Linked DNA regions of Homo sapiens: region 2 is linked to region 1. Evidence: read pairs that join two places in POLR2A ChIA-PET (ENCODE). Cell type or tissue: Panc1. All regions are shown on one strand.

Region 1 (5,000 bases):
AGTGTTTTTTGGTCTGTGTCTGATAATCCAATATCTCAGGCCCCTGTGGGGCTTGCTGGTGTCTGATTCCATCCGTTCTTGCTTATATCATATCTTTGCGAGACTGGTTATCTTCGACGGCGTGCTGGTCATTGTACTTGAACAAGTATCTGTAGGACGATTTGATGCCTCGAGCAAAGGCACTGCCCCATTCGGCTTTCCTCTGCCAGACACCTGGGACAATACTGCCTGGGCCTGAGTGGCCTTTGGAAGACCACTGTGGAAGTGACTTGAACTGGGGCTGCGAGGATGGAGTCACTTCACTTCGTCCTCACTTTGGGAGTGGAGCCCTTTGGGACTCCCAGGTTTTGTGGGGAGGGTCTCCTGGTGGATGATTTCCACATTGGAACAAAAGTTCACATCTGCTGACCCCCGAGGAACGTGGCAGAGTGCTCTAGGCAATATTTTATCCATGGCTTTGGCTTAGTGAGTTCTTACCAGCTCCTTGGCTCTTCGAAGCTTTAATCGGATGGTTGAACATTTCAGTACTTTTCAGCCAGCAGGTGGATCTGAGAACCTCCGCCAGCACGCCTGCAAACAGGCCACCCCTGTGGGCACTGGCCATGTCTCCTGCCTGGGGCACTCTCTCCCTTTGGCCTTCAGGACCCCACACTCTTCCCATCCAGGAGTCCTGGGATTCCTCAGGGCACCGCCAACCTGACCACAGCCTCCGTTCCCTCGTCATCAGGCGAAGCCAGTGCACTTCCACCCAGGCTCTGCCGGGCGCCGTAACCAGCATGGAGTCCCCACTCGGGAAACTCCCACTCAAACTACACCTGCTCAGCTGGAATCTGCAGGAAATCTGTGCCGACGACACCAGGGAAGAGTGTGCACATTCTTCCCAGCCTCCAGACGCCTTGTCCCCATCTCCATCCACCCCCTCCATTTCCCCGGCACCAGCACCCCAGCCCGCTGGTTCCCAGGAATGCCTGTGCTCCGGTGGCTGAGTGGGCTGAGCCTCAGAGGCACGTGGTGACCGGCTGCCCACAGGCTGGGCTGGGAGGCCATAGGGTCACCTCTGGATTTGAGCCTCAGAGGCACGTGGTGACCGGCTGCCCACAGGCTGGGCTGGGAGGCCGTAGGGTCACCCCTGGATTTGGCGCCCTAGAGGCCTCTGGGGACGAGGGTGGCTGTGGAGGACTGGGGCAGATCTCAATGAATAACTGAGAAGAAAACAAAGGGACAGGCTGCAGATCAGGCTCCCGGGAGAGGGCTGTGTCTCAGACCACGGGCAAAGCTTCCAGACTTTTGGTTAACGCCTTTCTGAGAATTCAGTAGAGGCCGTGGCTAAGCCTCACAGCTATCAGGGATACAGCCCTGGGGGAGGACATGGGAGCTTCAGGGCCTCAGGTGGAGGTGGGTCCGGTCAGGGTGAGCCAGGCTGAGGAGGCTGTGCTGACCCACAGGCCCCAGCTGGACACGGGCAGGTCCCAGAGCTTGGTTCAGGGCAAGAAGGTGGGGGGAAGGTGGGCCAGCACTTGCTTAGGGGGGCGGGGGGAGGTCCCGGGCACTGGGCTGGTCCGCCCTGTGGCAACCCTCTGTGGGCAGACCCAAGGTCGCACAGCAGGACCAGGACCCAGGACCTCGGGCTGGGGACAGAGTGACCTTCTGGCTTGAACCGTGGTGCCCTGAGCTTGCAGTGGCCAACAGGTGCCTGGGGTCTTGGGTCAGGTGGGAGGAGCCGGGACAAAGTGGGAGAAAAGGTAGCTAGCTGGAAGAGGGTGCAGGAGGCCCCCCGCTCTGTGCAGCATTAAATCATGGTGGGGTCACCTGCCTTGTCTGGCAGCATGGTAGAAGGGCATGGCCTGGGCGGGGAGCACTGGGCCCTGGAATCAAGGTCCAGAGGCAAAGGCAGCAGGTGGATCCAGCGAGCCCTAGGGACTGCAGCCCCGCCCCCAGCCCACCCATCCCGCCCCCAGCCCACCCATCCCATCCCCGCCCACCCATCCCATCCCCGCCATCCCCGCCATCCCCGCCATCCCCGCCATCCCCGCCATCCCCGCCATCCCCGCCATCCCCGCCATCCCCGCCCCCAGCTCCGCCCCAGCCCAGCCCCTCCATCCCCGCCCCGCCCGCAGCCCCGCCCCAGCCCTGCCTCCCATCGGCCTGGAGGCTCCCTGGCCTTCCTGCCGGGGTGGAAACGGGTGTCTGCTACCGGGGTTCGTGTGGAGCAGGAAGGGGGAAGGCGACGAGGTGGAAAAGACCGCTGGGCGCCCCGAGGAGGCGGAGCTGCTGGGAGGGGCCTCCCTCCGCCCGATCCTGTTTAATCTCAAACTCTAGGCCCTGGGGACGCGCCACCCTTCCCGCCGAGGAGACTGGGTTTTCCTCCCAGGGTTCTCCAAGCAAAGCCTGTCTGTGTTCCAGGCTGGTGCTGACTAGAGGAGGCAAAGCCAAAATTAGCCCCAGGCCCTCCCTCAAGTAGTGAAGGGGCCACCGGGCCTCCCCTCAACCCGTAGGGGGTCACGGGCCCCGCCCCGCTCCCGGTCAAGACCCTGACATTGCGGAGGGTCAGGAGGGGGGAGCGAGGATCCGGGGCCTGGCACCCTGGGTGGGGCACCGTCCCCAGGGAGGGTTGGGCAGGCGCCCCCAGCCTCCAGCCATCCCGCCCGCTGTGGGCGCCCCGGTGGCCGAGGAGCCAGGAGCGGCTCCCGGGGCTGTGCGCGGAGAACCCGGAAGAAGCGGAGGAGCCCCGGGCGGCGCTGAGCTGTGTCCCTGCCTGAGGGGGGCCCCAGCCCTGAGCCCGCAGCTCCAGAGGCTCCTGGGCCCTCCCCTTCTTCCCAGCACCGTCCCAGGGGGAAGGTAGCCCCCGGCGCAGGCGGGACCCTCGGCAGTCTGGCCCAAGAAACGGGGACCCTGTGGCTTCCTGTGTCTGGTGCCATCAGGAAGTAGCCCCGAGCCAGAGCACAAAGGGCCTTTGTCCTGCCTGCCCCGCCCAGCGAGACCTCGGGCCCAGCCAGGGCTGGGGGCTGGGGGCTGGGTACCCTCTGGCCGGCTCTGCCACCAGCCGCCAGCCTGGTCCCCGGAGAGCCACACCCCCTCCCCTCCACGGTCCCCACCCGGCTGCCATGACAATGTCCTACCCAGCAGGAGGACCAGGCCGGAACCTTTGGCAGCCACCAGTTCCTGGAGATTCCGACACCAAGTGCAGCCACTGTGCGGGGCCGGGTGTGGAGTGGCCCCACACCGACCAGCTCACGCCAGCTGGCAGAGCCACTGGGCCCCCTCCGTGGAGGAGGAGAGAGGCCTCGGGCGCCACGCGCTGTGCCCCAGGGCCACTCACTTCCTTGGTAGGTGGGGGATGCCGGCCTGGGCCTCCCGAGACTTGAGCCCTGCCCCTGCCCTTGCCCCCAGAGAGACCTGTGCCAGCGAGCGTCCCAGGCCTCCCCTCCCTGAGCCTTGCACCCGGGCGGTGCGGGGGCCCTGCTGCACCCCAGAGCGGGCATCAGCCCTCAGCCACTCCGTTAGCAATCCTCCCCCCAGCTCAGGGCCTCAGAACTGGCCATCCACGGAGCTCAGAGGCACCCGAGGGCCCTGGGGCCTGGGTAGGGACTGGCCAGCTCGGGGTCCTCCAGCAGCCATACCCAGGTTCATCCAGGATGAAAGCAGGGCAGTGGGAACCACGTGATTGGTTTAAAAGCAGGTGAGGGGCCGGGCATGGTGGCTCATGCCTGTAATCCTGGCACTTTTGGAGGCCAAGGCAGGCGGATCACCCGAGGTCAGGAGTTTGAGACTAGCCTGGCCAACACGGCAAAACCCCTGTCTCTACTAAAAATACAAAAATTAGCTGGGCATGGTAGTGCACACCTGTAGTCCCAGCTACTCTGATGGCTGAGACAGGAGAATCACTTGAACCCGGGAGGTGGTGGCTGCAGTGAGCCGAGATCGCACCACTGCACTCCAGCCTGGGCAACAGAGCCAGACTCCATTTAAAAAAAGAAAAGCAGGTGAGGACGTGTGAGCAAGTCTGGGCCATGCTGCCAAGCTCCCGCTTCTCCGAGCAGCTCCACACAAGGAGCAGAGGCAGCTCCAGTTCCACAGCCAGACACAGTCATTTTCCCTCTACTCAGGAATTAGGCAGGATGGTGTGGGGCCTGAGTGTCACCATGAAGCCGGGAAGCAGGTGTTCAGCCAGACGCAAATATTCCTCCTCAAAGCCAGGGGAGCGGCCACAGTGGATTTTATTATGGGGCGACGGGGGCACGCCCAGTGCCCCGCCACTCTCCATGTCCACAGCAGCGAGGGTGGAGGGCCCTGTGCTGTGCAGGGCAGAGCTCGGCTGCACCTGGGCCAGGACACAGCTGCCCAGGTGGGAGGAACCGTGGACGGGGCTGGGGCCTTCCTCGTCCCAGGGCTGGTGAGCTGCTCGCTCACTGTTTCTCAGTTCCAGGTAGACACAGTTTATAATTCTGCAGAAAACTCTGGGGCCTTTTGCCTTTGTGTTTTCTTTTTTGAGACAGGGTCTGACTCTGTGGCCCAGGCTGGAGTGCGGTGGTGCGATCACGGTTCACCGAAGCCTCCACCTCCCAGGCTCAGCAATCCTCCCACAGGTGGGCCCACAGGTGTGCACCACCACAGCCAGCTAAGTTTTAAATTTTTTGTAGAGACGGGGTCTCACCATGTTGCCCAGGCTGGTCTCAAACTCCTGGGCTCAGTTGATCCGCCCGCCTCGGCCTCCCAAAGTGCTGGGATTACAGGCGTGAGCCACCGCACCCGGATGGTGTTTTACCACTGAGGTCAGAGGGCAGACGTTGCTCCAAGCGTTTCGTCTGCGGGTGGAGCTTTGGAACTGATGGAGAAGGCAGAGTCCTGACCAGGGGCCGCCATCAGAGCGCAGGGACGGTCGGGGGGGATGCGCAGGGAGGAGGGAAGGGAAGGAAGGAGGTGCCAAGCCCTCCGCTCAGTGGAGGTCAGTGGAGGTTTGCTTCCTGCTCACACTGGGCCTGATTGGGTCGGAGGGCACG
Region 2 (5,000 bases), 170 kb before region 1:
CCTGAGCCGCCGCGCCCAGTCTTTTCATGTTTTTAACACTGTGTCTTGAAAAAGAGTTCATGCTTAACAATGAGGATACACAAAATTTTTTTAAAAAAGAAAAAGAAAAGTTCTTCCTTTTAATGAAGTCTAATTTGCCCATTTTTCTTGATGTATTATTCTTTTGGTGTCGTATCTAAGAAATCTTTGCCTAAAGGTCACAAAGATTTTTAAAGTTTTCTCCAAAAAGTTTTATGGTTAGATTTTGCATTTAGGACTATGATCTATTTTTAGTTAATTTGTGTATATGGTGTGAGGTAAGAATCTGTTAATTTATTTGCATATGGATATACAGTTGTTTTTGAACCACTGTTGAAAAGACTCTCCCGGCCGGGCGCAGTGACTCAAGCCTGTAATCCCAGCACTTTGGGAGGCTGGGGTGGGTGGATCATGAGGTCAGGAGTTGGAGACCAGCCTGACCAACATGGTGAAACCCTGTTTCTACTAAAAATACAAGAATTAGCTGGGTGTGGTGGCATGCGCCTATAATCTCAGCTACTCAGGAGGCTGAGGCAGGAGAATTCCTTGAATTCGGGAGGTGGAGGTTGCAGTGAGCCGAGATCGCACCATTGCACTCCAGCCTGGGTGACAGAGGGAGACTCCATCTCAAAAAAAAAAAAAAAGAAAGAAAAGAAAAGAAAAGACTCTCCTTTCTCTATTGAATTGTCTTTGTCAAAAGCAGCTGACCATCCATCCATGGGCTGGCCCATTTCTGGAGTTCTGGGTTGATTGTTTCTGGAGTTCGGGGTTGATTGTTTCTGGCGTTTAGGGTTGATTGTTTCTGGCGTTCAGGGTTGATTGTTTCTGGAGTTCAGGGTTGATAGTTTCTGGAGTTCTGGGTGGAGTGTTTCGGGAGTTCTGGGTTGATTGTTTCTGGGGTTCAGGGTTGATTGTTTCTGGAGTTCAGGGTTGATTATTTCTGGTGTTCTGGGTTAATTGTTTCTGGAGTTCAGGGTTGATTGTTTCTGGAGTTTGGGGTTGACTGTTTCTGGAGTTCTGGGTTGATTGTTCCTGGAGTTCAGGGTTGATTGTTTCTGGAGTTTGGGGTTGACTTTCTGGAGTTCGTGGTTGATTGTTTCTAGAGTTTGGGGTTGATTGTTTCTGGAGTTCGTGGTTGATTGTTTCTGGAGTTCTGGGTTGACTGTTTCTGGAGTTCAGGGTTGATTGTTTCTGGAATTTGGGGTTGATTGTTTCTGGAGTTCTGGGTTGATTGTTTCTGGAGTTCTGGGTTGATTGTTTCTGGAGTTCTGGGTTGATTTTTTCTGGAGTTCAGGGTTGATTGTTTCTGGAATTCGGGGTTGACTGTTTCTGCAGTTCTGGGTTGACTGTGGAGTTCAGGATTGAATGTTTTCTGAAGTTCGGGGTTGATTGTGTTTGGAATTCTGGGTAATTTCCTTGTCAATATATATTTTGCCAACGTTTCCTCCCATATGTGATGTCTTTTCACTTTTTGATAATGCCATTTGAAACATAAGTTTTAAATTTTGATGATGTCTAATTTTTTTCTTTGGTCACTTATGCTTCTGGTATCTGTTTTAGTCTATTTTGTGCTGCCTTAATAGGATATCTGAGACTGGGTAATTTATAATGAACAGAAATTTATTTCTCACAGTTCTGGAGGCTGGGAAATGCAGATGAAGGTGCTGGCGTCTGATGAGCTCCTTCCTTCTGTGTCATCCCTGGACAAAGAAGACAGAGTGGGAGAGCAGGAGGGGCTGGACCCCCCTTCCATGAGGAACCCACTCCCACGATACCAGCGTTCATCTCTTCGTGAGGGCAGAGCCTCCATAAGCTAAACACCTCTTAAAGGTCCCACCTCCCAACACTTCCACATGGGGGTCAAGCTCCCGGCACATGAGCTTTTGGGGCCATATCCAAACCACAGCAGTATCCTACCTAAGAAGACTTTTGCCCAAGGTCTTTCCAAACCCAAGATCATGACAATTTACTGCTATATTTTCTTCTAAAAGTTTTATAGTTTTAGCTCTTATGTCTGTCATCCATTCTGTTTTGTTTTGCTTTGTTTTTGTTTTTTTGAGACGGAGTCTCACTCTGTCGCCCAGGCTGGAGTGAAATGGCGTGATCTTGGCTCACTGCAACCTCTGCCTCCCAGGTTCAAGCGATTCTCCTGCCTCACCCTTCTGAGTAGCGGGGATTCCAGCCGCCTGCCACCATGCCCGGCTAACTTTTTGTATTTTTTAGTAGAGATAGGGCTTCACCATGTTGGCCAGGCTGGTCTCAAACTCCTGACCTCAAGTGATCCGCCCACCTCAGCCTCCCAAAGTGCTGGGATTACAGGCGTGAGCCACCGCACCCGGCCCTTTTTTTTTTTTTAGATGAAGTTTCACTCTTCTCGCCCAGGCTGGAGTGCAATGGCACAATCTCGGCTCACTGCAACCTCTGCCTCCCAGATTCAAGCGATTCTCCTGCCTCAGCCTCCCGAGTAGCTGGGACTGCAGGCACCCACCACCACGCTGGCTAATTTTTGTATTTGTAGTAGAGACGGGGTTTCACCATCTTGGCCAGGCCGGTCTCGAACTCCTGACCTCAGGCGATTCGGCATGAGCCACCATGCCTGGCCTGTCATTCATTTTGAGTTCTCTGTGTGTGTGATGTGAATAATGTGAGCAGCTTCCCTCACGGGCATGTGGATGTTCGGGTGTCTCAGCACCATTTGTTAAAGATGAGTCTTTCCTCCATCGAATTGTCTTGGCACCCGTATTGAAAATCAGTTGACTGTAGGCCGGGCACAGTGGCTCAAGCCTGTAATCCCACCACTTTGGGAGGCCGAGGCAGGAGGATCACTTGAGGTCAGGAGTTCAAGACCAGCCTGGCCAACATAGTGAAACTCTGTCTCTACTAAAAATACACAAATTAGCCAGGCACGGTGACCGGTGCCTGTAGTCCCAGCTACTTGGGAGGCTGAGGCACAAGAATCGCTTGAGCCCGGGAAGTGGAGGTTGCAGTGACCCGAGATTGCGCCACTGCCCTCCCGAGACTCCATCTCAAAAAAACAAGTTTCATTTTTATATTGTTCATTGCCAGTGTGAACAAATACAATTGATTTTTGAAAAATTGATCTTGTGCCCTCCAAGTATTCTATACCTTGCTGTACCTGTTTATTAGTTCTAATAACTTTTTTAGTGGCTTCCTTTGGATTTTCTATATATGAGATCATGTCATCTGAAAAGTTTCACATCTTTTTCTTTTCTTTTGAGACAAGGTCTCACTCTGTCATCCAGGATGGAATGCACTGGTGCAATATCTGCTCACTGCAACCTCTGCCTCCTGGGCCTAAGCAGTCGCCCCACCTCAGCCTGCAGAGTAGCTGGGGCTGCAGGTGCACACCACTATGCCCAGCTGATTTTTGCATTTTTTTCCTTTTCTTGGTAGAGACAGGGTCTCACTATGTTGCTCAGGCTTGTCTTGAACTCTTGGGCTCAAGTGATCCTCCCGCCTTGGCCTCCCAAAGTGCTGGGATCACGTGCAGGTGTGAACCACTGAGCCTGGCCCTGGATACCTTTTATTTCACTTTCATTTTCTTTTCTTTTCTTTTTTTTTCTTTTTGAGATGGAGTTTCATTCTTGTTGCCCAGGCTGGAGTGCAACGGCGCGATCTCAGCTCACTGCAACCTCTGCCTCCCAGGTTCAAGTGATTCTCCTGCCTCAGCCTTCTGAGTAGCTGGGATTACAGGCATGCACCACCATGCCTGGCTAATTTTGTATTCTTAGTAGAGACAGGGATCACCATGTTGGTCAGGCTGGTCTCGAACTCCCGACCTCAGGTGATCTGCCTGCCTCGGCCTCCCAAAGTGCTGGGATTACAGGCGTGAGCCATGATGCTCAGCCTCTTTTATTTCATTTTCTTTCCTAATTGCTCTGGCAGGAACTTCCTGGAGTGTCAAAAGTAAGAGGCAGGAGTGAGCATTGCTGTTTTATCGTGGCATTTTGTTGACGTGATTGCGACGCTCCGGGAGTCTCTGTCCAGGTTCTTGTGCTGAGAGGCTCCTTGGATCAGTGGGTTTATGGTTCCCATCAAGCTTGGAAAAACTCCAATCATTATTTCTTCAGCTATTTTACCTTCTTCCCCTCTTCTGGGACCAACTCCAATTAAACGTATGTTAGGCCACTCAACGTTGTCTCACAGCTCACCATTCTATTTCTCTGTTTTTCAGTTTTTTTGTTTGTTTGTTTGTTTTTTGAGACAGAGTCTTGCTCTATTACCCAGGCTGGAGTGCAATGGCACGATCTCGGCTCACTGCAATCTCTACCTCCCGGGTTCAAGCAATTCTCTGCCTCAGCCTCCCAAGTAGCTGAGATTACAGGTGCCTGCAACTACGCCCAGCTAATTTTTTTGTTGTTGTTGTATTTTTTGTAGAGATGGGGTTTCACCATGTTGGCCAGGCTGGTCTTGAACTCCTGACCTCAGGCGATCCACCTGCCTTGGCCTCCCAAAGTGCTGGGATTACAGGCATAAGCCACCGCGCCCAGCCTCTCTGTTTTTTAAAATCTGTTTTATTTTAAATAGTTTTTATTGTTATAGTTTCGAGTTGACTACTGTTTTCCTTTCCAGTGTCTAACCTGTTGGTACTTCCCCCCAGTGCATTTCTCAAATCACACATCATAATTTTCATCTCTAGAAGTTCCCCGTTGGGATTTTTGTAACTTCAAAGTCCCTAACACATTCGATATTTCCTCTAGCTTCCACTTTTCTAGTTTATTTCTGTTTTTGTTTAGAGATGAGATCTCGCTTTGTTGCCCAGGCTGGCCTTGGCATCTTGAGTAGCTGGGACTATAGGCACACACAACCACACCTGGAATAGCTTCTTGGAGTAAGTTGTAGCAGCAGCTTTCATATCCTTGTCTATGAATTCTATCATCTCTAACATTGCTGGAATCTTCCTGTCCATGTGGGGAGGGTTCATGTGTCCGTCATCTGGGAGGGTCCATGTGTCTGTCATC

Evidence for each region. Peaks named below come from ENCODE experiments on the same cell type or tissue, not always from the same donor. Only the 100,000 strongest peaks of a DNase experiment are listed, where the experiment ranks them.
Region 2: POLR2A ChIA-PET joins it to region 1 with 9 read pairs; 2 of 35 experiments call an interaction of 5 or more read pairs at or near these places.

The regions. Positions count from the first base shown.
Region 1 is chr1:1,155,359-1,160,358 of GRCh38, forward strand. LOC124903820 (a long non-coding RNA gene) reads left to right here. Exons shown (of 3, transcript XR_007065351.1): 2 at 3,124-3,326. Among named protein-coding and RNA genes, the nearest start is that of MIR200BHG, 5.0 kb to the right of the region's middle. RefSeq lists silencers at 2,475-2,714, 2,785-2,964 and an enhancer at 3,315-3,384. In Panc1, no CTCF peak of the experiment used is centred here; a DNase peak (open chromatin) is centred at 2,273; H3K4me3 peaks cover 911 bases; H3K27ac peaks cover 1,460 bases.
Region 2 is chr1:987,939-992,938 of GRCh38, forward strand. No RefSeq gene overlaps it. Among named protein-coding and RNA genes, the nearest start is that of PERM1, 8.3 kb to the left of the region's middle. In Panc1, no CTCF peak of the experiment used is centred here; no DNase peak of the experiment used is centred here.